Regions from separate parts of the Homo sapiens genome. Here all the other regions are linked to region 3. The links are chromatin loops, found by intact Hi-C in ENCODE. Cell type or tissue: endothelial cell of umbilical vein. All regions are shown on one strand. Region 1 has its middle 2.9 kb from the start of LINC02487. Region 2 overlaps LINC02487 (long intergenic non-protein coding RNA 2487). Region 3 has its middle 140 kb from the start of LINC02538.

Region 1 (4,000 bases), 160 kb after region 3:
ATATACTACAGGGTATCTTTTTCAAACAAAGCACTCAGAAATGCAAAACTAATTTCATTTATTATAAGATTTGTGCACACATGATCTATACTGACAGGAAACACTGAGATAATCGAAATAACTTCTTTATATCCTTCACAATCCTTACACAACATTCACATACCACGAAAACCTTTGTTTCATGAATGAATCACAGAATATTCTCTTGGTGATGGCAAGTCAGTGCCGTGGGTCCGTGAGTGTTGGCAGAGCTGCACCTCTGAGGGCTGTCTCCAGGCGGCCACTCTGGAACTGCTGGCCGCTCTCTTCCTTTCAATCACACCATCTGGCTGCACTCGGAGCATCTGTTCTGAGCTGCAGCCTCAGGGCGGTGGCCTTGCCCCTGCCATCGTGGCGTGCCATCTCCTCCTGTCTGTTCTTTTAATATTTTAAAGAGAGCCATTGATTTTCAGCAGGAAAAGGCTTTTCGCTTTTCTACTTTCCTGAGCAATAAGCTAGGTGCAAGGGCAGAAATTTCTTTAAAGTGAGGTTCGAAGGCTGTAAACAGGTCTGTGTCCAAACTACCAGCCTCCAGTTCCTCTGCCACCGGAGTCCATCCTACGGGTCAGGGCAATGAGGTCTCAGGTGCCTCAGAGCTCACAGACCCTCGTAAGGAGTTCCCCGGCCTGTGCCCATCCCTACCCAGGGAACTGCAGGAGGGTAGAAATTGTTACCCATTTGGAGCTCTTTTCACCTCCTAGGCACTTTGTGGTCACTATTTAATGTAACACCTACACCATAAGAGAATTACAATTTCCCCTCCTTTCCAGATGAGGGAGTTGCGAATTAGGGCAATTAGAAGGCTTGCAGAGGTCACATGGTCAGTCTACACCGCAGCTGAGGTTTGAACCCAGGCTGTCTGTTTTTGGGTACCAGATGCTTAACCACCAGGCCCTGGGGATGGGTTGGTGGGTAGCCTGGAAGAGGACTAGTAAAAAACCACTTGCTCTCAGACGGGGATGCTCCAGCCTGGATCAGCCACTAAGCGACCCAAGGCAGAAGCAAGAGGCACCTTTAGGAGAAACACGCGAGTCCCAGGAGATGTCATGGCACCCGTGGGAAGAGCTGGGCGGTGTCATGGAGACCATCACAGCACTGCGAGGGCAGTGTGGGGAGCCCAGCATGTGGGGGCTGCAGTGGCCCCCATCGCACCTCCATCTATGTCACTCAACCACCATGATGGCCTGCGTGTCAGGCAAGAGCAGGCGGGGAGAGGAGAACCCTCTGCTGGTAGAGGGTCTGACATCAACAGGGCCACACGTCCCCTGCCAGGCAGCAATATTCCCCACCAGGCAGGAACAGGCTGTGTGTGCCCGCAGCTGAGTACCATGGGGCAGTGTCCAGAACCTGTCCCCACCAGCCCGGATGCCGTGCCTCCAGCCCCTCCCTCTGCAGCAACCAGGTCTAGGGTCTAGGACACAGTCCATCCCCCAAGCACTGGACGGCCTGCAGGGCAATACGACGTGGAGCCTGCTCTGCAGAACCAACTCTTCCTGCAAGCAGCCCAAAGCCTGGAGCTAGGAGACTGTAGACGGCCCCCTCCCTGGCTGCTGTCTAGATTCCCAGATCCAGCATGAAAGCAAGGCCCCACGCTGGGGGCTCTATGGCCCCAGACGGAAAGGCCCCACGCTGGGGGCTCTATGGCCCCAGACGGAAAGGCCCCACGCTGGGGGCTCTATGGCCCCAGACGGAAAGGCTCCACGCTGGGGCCTCTGCCACACTTGCCCTGTGAGTAGAGCTGGGTCCCCAGCCTCCACTGTCCGCTTCTTCCCCAACTAGAACACAGACGGAGGGGATGTGAGAAGTCTCCCCCCAGCTGCAGCCACAGGGACCACTTCTTCCTGCTGACAAAACCAAGATTGTGTTCAAATTCCTACCCATCCTCGCACCCTCTCATCTTGTGGGGTTTCCTCCCCCAGCTGCAGGGAGGCCAGCTGGATTAGCCTGACTGGCTGGTCCCCAGCCTGGCACACATCAGAAACATCTGGGGACCTGGCTTCAAGTGGACTGCAGGGCCCACTCCGAGCTCTGTGGTGCGGGGGCTGCGGTTCTAACACGCTGTGCTCTGGCAGAGCCACAGCCATGCAGCTCAGCGCCTGACGGTGCCTCCTCTGAGGAAAGTGCTGGGTCCTGGGTGAGGACGGGGCTCACATCAGCCCAGTCGGGCTAGAGAGAAGGACTCAGGTTCCCCGTGGCTGGGGCTGAGTCCTGTCTCTGACACCACCCAAAGCTTCTTCTCATCTCTGACTGCAGGAGCCAGCCTGGGGACAAAGCTGGCCCTGGGACAGCAAGGGTGGGGAGAGGAGCCCAGCCTGATGCCACGGCTCAGCCCTGGCTCATCCCCCTCCCACGGTGACACCCGCCCTGTGCTTCCTGCTTCCTGGTGTGTGAAGTAAGACATTTCCTCTTTTCTTTTAAAAGCAGCTTGAGTCAGAGTTTCTGTCTCTTGTAGCTGAAAGCACCACCTATTTCCTTTCATGGCTAAAATCCATTTACCCGCAGTCCTAGAACCAAAAAATCCAGCACACGACCGCTGGAGGAAACTGGAGTCAGCCACAGACCTTCCTCCGCACCTCGCGGTGGAGGGGACCCTGGATGAGGGGCCATCCCCAGGGAGCTTCCAGGAGCCTGTGTCTTCGGGAACAGAGCGCCAGTCAGGGTCATAAACCCTCATGTTTTTGTTTTAAGTTGTCCTTCAGAACCATTAGTACAAGGAAATGTTATCTTCTAGGCCTATTAGGAGATTAGGGGGAAAAAAGTACTGTATTTTAAAAGAAAGTACTGCAGGTCCGTGATTTGGTAGTTACTTTTACTTAAGAAAAAATGTTATACTGAGTTTTTAAGTTGAAAAGTGAATTAACTTAAAAAAGTATAAGGTAAATAATGCTGTATGTGGTAAGAAAATACAGCTAAAATTATGGTGATGGAAAAAAAGACTAAAGTTGGAGAATTGTAGAGCATGAATATCACATCATAGATGATTGTGTGTCCCCTGTGGAAATGAGACTAGGGGCTCCCAAATAAGGAGCTGTGGAGAGCAGTGCGAATGCATCTCGCCTCGCCTTTACCTATCCCAGAGTCAGTGTGAGGAAGTGACTCGCAAAATACTCTCAGCACTCAGGAGAAAAGAGTCACACACAAAACATGCAGGCGAAGATGGCCTCAGGTTTCCACTGTGCAGTGCTGGGCACCAGAGCCCGATGAACAGCAGAGTCCAGGGAGGAGGGAAAATGTGGTCCTCAGGGCCCAGCACAGGCAAATCTTCCTCCCTGTGTAGACAGGCTTGTATGTTTGACATCGCGTTCTTGCCTGCTGGTCAATAGAGAGAACTTAATCAAAAGCGTAGGAATTATGTCAAATATGCAAGAGCATACAAAGTATACACCTTCCTGGGAAAATGAACTGCAAAATACATTCAGTCAACTGAGATAAGAAGCAAAGATTAGCTCAAAAATGTAAAAGTCCCGCTATAGAAATGTTGGCCAAGTCCCCAGAGACTGGTTAAAATAAGTGGCATAAGAAATTTCTACACATAAAAATTAGCCGGGCGTGGTGGCGGGCGCCTGTAGTCCCAGCTACTCGGGAGGCTGAGGCAGGAGAATAGCTTGAACCTGGGAGGCGGAGGTTGCAGTGAGCTGAGATCACATCATTGCACTCCAGCCTGGGTGACAGAGCGAGAATCCATCTGAGAGAGAGAGAGAGAGAGAGAGAGAGAGAGGCAGGGAGGGAGGGAGAGAGAGACAGAGAGAGAGAAAAGGAAGAAGGGAGGAAGGGAGGAAGGAAACTTCAAAATCTATTTATGATACTCAGTTCCTATAAAATCTACAAAATAAAAATTTGGCTAAAGAAACGATCAGGAACAGGAACCCCGGATTAAATGAGTGCAAGGCCAGACGGGGAGCACGGGAGCGTGAGGAGAGTAAATGTCCTTCCGCGGCCTTTCTCCCAAAACACACACACA
Region 2 (4,000 bases), 140 kb after region 3:
CCTGAACTGACTAAAACAGCTTGAATAACAGAAATGGCAGGTTAAAAAAAAAAAATCACTGTTCCTGGGCTTGCTCTAGACTAAATAGTTGGGGGAACCTAGGGATTAGGGAAGAGTCTAGAGAAAAGCCGCAGTTCAACGCCTGCCCATCTCCTTGCTTCTAGTGAAGGGGCTCAAGGAATATGACGCTCTTATTTGGGAAGGAATTCTGGGTCATAGAAAAAAATGGGCGGGCCAGTCCAGGAAGCGTGGAGAGAAGACAGTGAAACTGCTCTGTCGAGAACTCAGGAAGTCCCCCAAGAGAGGACGGGGGAGGTGGGAGGTGTGGGGTAGGTGGAGTGAGCCCCAGGGAGGAAGACCACAGTGATCCTTGTGGCAGAAATCCAAACTGTGGGGGTAAAGGAACATGAAAGCAACAATTTCCCCTTATGTCCTGCCCGATGCTATATAGTTGCTTCACAGCAGCCTCTTCACACCAGCCTCTCATCTTCATACCTTCTCTGAGGGTCTTGCTCATGGTGGCTTTGTCAGGAGATGCTCTGGGGGAGGAGGAAGCAGAGCAAAGCCCACCAGTGACACAGAGTGAACCATAAAGGTGAAGACAGTCATGCCCAGAGAACCAGGGATGCAGAAGTTCATGGAAGCTGGAGTTTGGGGCAGGAAGCATCTGGAAAAACATGAGTCTCCTCTTTCCCCGCCCTCACCATCACCCCCAAAACATGGATATCCTCAGAAATATCTGGGAGGATCCTGGATTTCCCACATGCAAAGATAGGGGATCAGGTCCAGAAGGCACAGCTGTGCTCAGGGTGCCTGTGTTTTGTGAACTAACTCAACAACGGACAGCGCGAGATACACAGAGCCACACTGTGGCTGGGAGCCTGGCCGCCGTCTTCCTGATCCCTGGGGCCGATGGCCAGAAGGGCTTTCTTACCAGGTGCTTCCCAGGAGCCTGGGAGGAGGTGACGCTGAGCACAGACACCACATCCTGCAGCCGTCCTTGGTCCCGTCTCAGCAGGCATTCCCAACAGAGACCCCACCGAGAGCTGCTGGGAAGGCAAGGAGATGTGGGTCATCGTCATCAGCTAAATGGAGGGTGGCATTCTGCTTCTACCATCCAGCCAGTGCCACAGATCAAAGAGAAATAAGCTCGGCAATTTTCCTGCCATCATTTTGTTTTGAGATAAGGAAATTATCCACAATCCAATTATGAGGTGTAATGTCACATTCTTTTTTTTTTTTTTTTTGAGTCGGGGGGGACACGGTCTCACTCTCTTGCCCAGGCTGGAATGCAGTGGCACAATCTCAGTTCGCTGTCACCTTGACCTCCTGGGCTCAAGCAGTTCTCCCACCTTGGCCTCCAAAGTAGCTAGAACTAAGCAATCCATCCACCTTGGCCTCCCAAAGTGCTGGAATTACAGGCATGAGCCACTGCACCCAGCCCATAATGTTGCATTCTAATGTGATAACAAATTGAGTCAAAGTGTGTCCATTTCCTCCAAATTTGTTTGGAACAAAGAAAGTCTTTCATAACTTGGTCATATTAGATATTTGTAAAATACAGTTTTGATGAACACAACCCTTAGTGGCCCTTAACGGAAGTACTTGTGGCTGACAACAAACTCAACATCCCTGGGAATTTTGCTCAAAGAGTTGCCACAGTGCCAGGATGAGTTTAGGGGAATGCCATGCTGGCCACGCCTGCTCACCTCTGTCCATTCCACTGATAAAGGGCCAAGTCCAAAGGATTCCTGCCTTCTGTAGCTGAAATCTAAAAATGGAAACGCTCTGTGTGAGTCAGCATCAGATGTACAATTGGGATGTGTTCGCACAGCCGCTTCATTCCGGCCTGAGAACAAGAGCACTTTGTTTCCTGTTTGCTAAGGAGGTCAAGGTCCCCTGGCCGTCTGCGTGTGGGTTTCCCTGTCTCAGACAACTGTGCTGTGAAAGTTTCTTCAGTGCATGATACTGGCCCCCCTCCTGCCTCTGGACAGAAGCCTGTCATTATTGTCACCGGTGAGGAGACATTTGTCCCCCATCACGCATGAGGGACGGAGAAGAGAACTCCTGGCATTCCACAGGGGATGGAGGGATGGGGGTGCAGAGCCACCCGCTGGCCCTCAGCCCTGACTCCCAGCCTCTGAAAAACAACTCTACGACAAATCCTCCTTCTGAGCCTCCACTCAGTGTGCACATGAGTGGCTCCTGTCAGCGGGAGCTCCATGGGAAGCTTCTAAATACGGAAAAAGTGGAAATGGCATGTTGCCATGCAAATGTGGCCCCACTAGACGTTTGTCCCAAAATGGAGCATCCTAGAGTACCCATTCTTCATCTCTGCCTTGGGAAGATGTTCGCCCAAGCGCTTGCTTGATTTGCAGATAGAAACGTTGTCCCCACTCTTGTGTGCAGTTCAAAGACTTCACACTTGACAACTGAGAGTCCACCAAAGGGAGAAGTCGGACCAGCCCCCAGCCAAACACGGGAGAAAATAAGGACTTAGGAAAACCAGCACTGAGGCCTGGAGGCCTGGAGCTCCAAGGGGCAGGTCCCATGAGCATCCCGTTCCACGTGGTTTTCACCAGCTTAAGTCCCATCATTGGCACATTCCTTTCTGAAAAAAAAAAAAATCAATTTTCATGGCAGCTAAAGCACGATGCATAGTTCAGGATTCTGTGTCCATCCAATGCTAGCTGCAGATCCAAGCCCGAGTCCCCTCCCTTCGGTGTTGAACATCCACACTGCGCTGGAATGTGGTCAGCAGCGTTCACAGTTGTATCTTTAAATGAATCTTGTTTCTGGCACTCAGGAGTTCATGTCCAGGAGGGCTCTGATGGGAGTCAACTCCATCTAGGAAAAGTAGAAACACCTGAAACATAGTACTTTGCAAATTTTAAAAAGAAAAGACATACCTGTATTAATCCATTCTTGTGTTGCTATAAAGAAATACCTGAGACTGGGTAATTTATAGAGAAAAAAGGTTTGATTAGCTCATGGTTCTGCAGGCTGTACAGGATGCATGACTGGGGAGGTCTCAGGAAACTTATAATCATGGTGGAAGGCAAAGGGGAAGCAGGCACATCTTCGCATGGTGGAGCAGGAAGAAGAGAGGGAGTGAAGGGGGAGGTGCTACACACTTTCAAATAACCAAATCTCCTGACTCACTATCACGAGAACAGCAAGGGGGGGAATCTGCCCCCATGATCCAATCACCTCCCTGCAGGTCTCTCCTCCAATATTGGGGATTACAATTCAACATGAGATTTGGGTGGGGACACAGAGTCAAACCATATCAACACCGTTTACCCGACCGTAGCCAGATTGCAGCAGAGTCCAGACCCACCGCGGTGTTTGTTCAACCTCAGGCCTTGCCACTGCCTCTGCCTGCTCCACCCTGGGGTGCTTGCCAGATAACAGGCAAAGGCAATGAGCACGGAGCCTGGAGGAGGGTCCCCGGGGAGTTCCCCTCAGCCACACCTCAAATAAACCCCACAGAAACCACCACCGTCTGGTTCTACCCACCTGGAATGTTTTCCTGCTCTTCTGTTTTTTGGCCCTGTCGAAACCTATCCCCGAAGCTCAGTCCAGGTGCAGTTTCCCAGGAAGACAGAGGAGGGACACTTACCTGCCAGGGGAGGGATCGCCTGAGCACACCTGCTCCCAGCTGCCCCGCATGGCCTCCTCCTCTCTGTGGTGACTTGTCAGTTAGCCATAGACTGCCCGCACGCAGCAGTGCTTCCATTGTGGTCCTGAGAAATGGTCTCTTTTCACTATTTAACTTCTTTAATGCTCTGTATCTTGTGTCTAAAATGGTATCTTGTGTTTTAAGCTTCTGGAGGACACAGCCCATGCTTCCCGAATCTTCCTGTCTTCCCCACTTCCTAGGGTGCACCTAGCACATATGGGAAGTTCAAGAATTCTACAGGCTTCATTTTTCTGTTTTTTTTTTTTTCTGTCACTGAAATATATTCCCCAAGGGGCACACTTTCCAGGCACGCTTTTG
Region 3 (4,000 bases):
TGAAGGTACGAAACGGAAAAGAAAAACGACCCTGCCATCCTAGAGTTCTATACCCAGGGAAAAGAGCTTTCAAAACCAAAGGCAGCATGAAGACTTCTTCAGAAATACCAAAGTTGAAAGAATTCATTATCAACGTAACTGTGTTATAAAAAATGCTAAAAGGAAGTCCTTTAGGTAGATTGAAATTGACACCAGATGGTATCAATAAAGAATGAAGAATACTGGAATTTGTAACTACATTTTTAATATACATTTTGTAAATATATATAAATATATATATTTATGTAATATAATACAAATATATATTTTATATATAAATATATATATTTATGTAATATAATACAAATATATATTTTATATATAAATATATAAAATAATTTCCTTATTTTAAAATATCTTTAAAACATAAATGAGTGTTTAATGAGAAATACAGCACAGTATAATAGGGTTTATAATTTATATGTAAAACAGTAAAACATATGACAGCAACAGCATGAAAACTGGGAGGGAAGAAATGGAAATATACTATTGTAAGGTTTATAAATTATACAGGAAGTGGTAGAATAACAGGAAAGCAGGCTGTGATATGATGTGTACAATTAACCCTAAAGCAATCACTAGAATTGGAAAAAAATAGTTATAGCTAATAATTCAACAAAAAATTAAATAAAATGAAAAGTACACAATTTATTTAAAACAAGGCAAAAAATAGGAAAAGGCAACAATAAACAAACGAGATAACATGAAACAAATAGTAAAATGATAGAACTAAAGCTAACAATATTAATAATCACATCAGGCTGGGTGCAGTGGCTCACACCTGTCATCCCAGCACTTTGGGAGGCCAAAGCGGGTGGTTCACCTGAGGTCAGGAGTTTGAGACCAGCCTGGCCAACATGGCGAAACCCTGTCTCTACTAAAAATACAAAAATTAGCCGGGCTTGGTGGCACACACCTGTAATATCAGCTACTCAGGTGGCTGAGGCAGGAGAATCTCTTGAACCTGGGAGGTGGAGTTGCAGTGAGCCGAGATTGTGCTACTGTACTCCAGCCTGCACGACGGGAACGAGACTCCATCTAAAAAAAAAAATTACATTACATGTAAATAGGGTAATCACTCAATTAGAAGACAAATATGGGGCCAGGCACAGTGACTCATGCCTGTAATCCCAGCACTTTGGAAGGCCAAGGCTGGTGGATCACATGAGGTTAGGAGTTCGAGACCAGCCAACATGGTGAAACTTTGTCTCTATTGAAAATACAAAAAAAAAAAAAAATAGCTGGGCATGGTGGTGGGTGCCTGTAATCCTAGCTACTTGGGAGGCTGAGGCAGGAGAATTACTTGAACCTGGGAGGGGAAGGTTGCAGTGAGCTGAGATCGCTGCACTCCAGCCTGGGCAACAGAGCAAGATTCTGTCTCAAAAACAAAACCAAACAAAACAATGACAGACAGCATTATGAACTGAATGAAAATGTAGACAGTTTTTCTTTTTATTGTTTTCTACAAGCTTAAAATATCTCATAATAAAATAATCATTGCTTGAAAAAGCAAACTGGCGAAAGCATTCCACATAGAGGGATGTTTGGCCTTTACAGTGCAGTGTGGTCCTCACACCAAGAGGCGATGGCACAACTAGGAAACTAGTATTTTCACCGTGGCTTCAACCCCACCTGTTAGGTGGCGTGAACCACGGGCCCAAGCTGGGGATGCTGTTGCGCGGAGCAATGGAACTGCTTGTCAGGGGCTCCTGGGTCAGCTCCCTTATGGGCATTTGCCTTTAAGGATCCCCCCTTGGGCTGAGCTAGATTTTCCAAGGCTTTCCCAGGTCACACCTTACACAGGAAAATGAAAGAGGAGAACAGCACAGCTCCACAAAGTGAGTTTGACACTCTGGAGTTTCTATTGCAGAGACAAGGTGGGAATCACAGGAGCTCATCTGCAGGCCTGTCGGACAGTCTCGTTAGTCAGAAAGTGAGCTTGAACGGGGGCCAGCCTGGGGAGAGGCAAAATCCCCCTGGGGCTTCCAGCAGAACAAACGGTGTCTTAGCACCATTCTCATCTCATGGAAAACTGCTTTTCTTTTTCTCTCAGCACTCTTCATGGCCGAGCTGCATCCAAATACAAGCAGATGACTTCGTTAATAAGTCTCTCAACCAGCTGTCTTCATCAACGTTACCTCTACCACAGGGGAAAACAGAGGGACTTAAATAAACCTCCTAGAAAAAAACAGGATGGCGAAATGATTTCCTCTGTTCCCAATAAGATAAAAATTAAAAATAACAAAAATCACACCTTTTCTTTTTTCTGCCTGGCAGAAAACATAGATTTCAGATTGGCCTAATTTCAGTGAGTGAGATTCCTGTCTACTGCGTCAGCCTTTCCTCCCTATCGCCAGAACTGAAAATAAATACCTTGCAAAGTTGTTTCTTTTCTTGTCTCATTACTGTTTTTTAAATAAACAGTATGATTGGAGACGTCAGGCAGAGCCTCACCAGACACACCCCACGATGAGGCCAGAACCACGTGCCTGAACCCCACTCCACATCTGGCCAAATCCCACAGGAACGTTGACAGGCACACGGTTTCCTAAGGGAAGACTCAGCAGGCTGTAAGTTGGAACAGCTGTACAGATATTTGAGATGATTTCATCTAAACTTCTTCTGGCTACTCCGACTTCCTGTCTATGACACTCTGTGAGTTCCTTTAGAAAAACATGTATTGTTTAATTTGCTATTGCTTAGATTATAAAAATAATATTTATTATGAAAATCTAAATTAGCCGGGCGTGGTGGCGGGGGCCTGTAGTCCCAGCTAGTTGGGAGGCTGAGGCAGGAGAATGGCGTGAACCTGGGAGGCGGAGCTTGAAGTGAGCTGAGATCACGCCACTGCACACCAGCCTGGGTGACAGAGTGAGACTCCGTCTCAAAAAAAAAAAACAAAAAAGCTGTAAAACACAGATAATTACAAAGAATATGAAAATGACATGCAGTGTAAAGATATAGATATGTTTCTTACATATGTTTGTTAAGACAGCTTCAAACATGTTTCTCTTCTTCACAAAATTGGTGGGAAGTTATTAGGGCAGTTAACAAACGTTTCTTCTCCTTCCACCCTCGTGAGACTGCACTTCACCCTTCATGAGGTTTGATGTGGCCGTGTGATGTGCTTTGAGCAGAAGTGTGTATCACTTCAAGATGAAAACCGTTAACATCTAGCACACCATTGACTACATTGCTTCTCTTCTGCAGTGGTGATTGTAGAAGACAAAAAGCTTAATTTTTTGTACTGTCATCTTTCTTTCAATTCATAAATGCATTAATATACTAGACTAGATGATTGGTTAGGTGAATTACAAATACATTAGAAATCAAAACATAGAACTCTTTGAAGACATTTAGCTGCAGGCCAGGTGCGGTGGCTCATGCCTGGAATCCCAGCACTTTGGGAGGCCGAGGCGGGTGGATCACGTGAGGTCAGGAGTTCAAGACCAGCCTGGCCAACATGGTGCAACCCCATCGCTACTAAAAATACAAAAATTAGCTGGGTGCAGTGGTGGGCCCCTGTAATCCCAGCTACTTGGGAGCCTGAGGCAGGAGAATCGCTTGAACCTGGGAGGCAGAGGTTGCAGTGAACCGAGATCGGGCCACTACACTCCACCCTGGGCGACTGAGTGAGACTCCAACCCAAAAATAAATAAATACATAAAATAAAGACATTTAGCTTCCTATGTCCTTGTGCATATTTTGCACCAGTGGAAACACCACCGCCTGCTTGAGAATAGTGAAAAAAAGCCGGGTAATTTTAGTGCCTGACTAATTCTGACATCACAGGCACTCTGAGGGTCTTTGGTCAGTGGACCGTGTCTTTGGAGAAGAGGTCTTGTTTGCCCAGGCTGCAGTGCAGTGGCACAATCCTCGCTTATTACAGATCTGAACTCCTGGCTCAAGCCACCTTCCTGCTTCCACCTGTCACGCAGCTAGATGGCTGGTATGCCCCAGC

What was found. Peaks named below come from ENCODE experiments on the same cell type or tissue, not always from the same donor. Only the 100,000 strongest peaks of a DNase experiment are listed, where the experiment ranks them.
Region 1: it touches region 3 in a loop (2.3-fold over the local background); 2 of 110 quality-filtered maps call a loop at or near these places.
Region 2: a loop joins it to region 3, with 5 times the contacts of the local background. A loop is called at or near these places in 3 of 110 quality-filtered maps.

The regions. Positions count from the first base shown.
Region 1 is chr6:167,697,229-167,701,228 of GRCh38, forward strand. No RefSeq gene overlaps it. Among named protein-coding and RNA genes, the nearest start is that of LINC02487, 2.9 kb to the left of the region's middle. RefSeq lists enhancers at 2,071-2,150, 2,291-2,440. In endothelial cell of umbilical vein, no CTCF peak of the experiment used is centred here; a DNase peak (open chromatin) is centred at 2,443; H3K27ac peaks cover 1,806 bases.
Region 2 is chr6:167,681,399-167,685,398 of GRCh38, forward strand. LINC02487 (long intergenic non-protein coding RNA 2487) reads right to left here. Exons shown (of 7, transcript NR_117092.2): 4 at 2,322-2,847; 5 at 1,710-1,771; 6 at 935-1,049; 7 at 1-539. All of the region lies in intron 1 of LOC124901465 (a long non-coding RNA gene), which reads left to right. Among named protein-coding and RNA genes, the nearest start is that of LINC02538, 4.2 kb to the left of the region's middle. RefSeq lists an enhancer at 3,857-4,000. In endothelial cell of umbilical vein, no CTCF peak of the experiment used is centred here; a DNase peak (open chromatin) is centred at 1,813; H3K27ac peaks cover 1,720 bases.
Region 3 is chr6:167,541,820-167,545,819 of GRCh38, forward strand. No RefSeq gene overlaps it. Among named protein-coding and RNA genes, the nearest start is that of LINC02538, 140 kb to the right of the region's middle. In endothelial cell of umbilical vein, no CTCF peak of the experiment used is centred here; a DNase peak (open chromatin) is centred at 2,482; H3K27ac peaks cover 1,594 bases.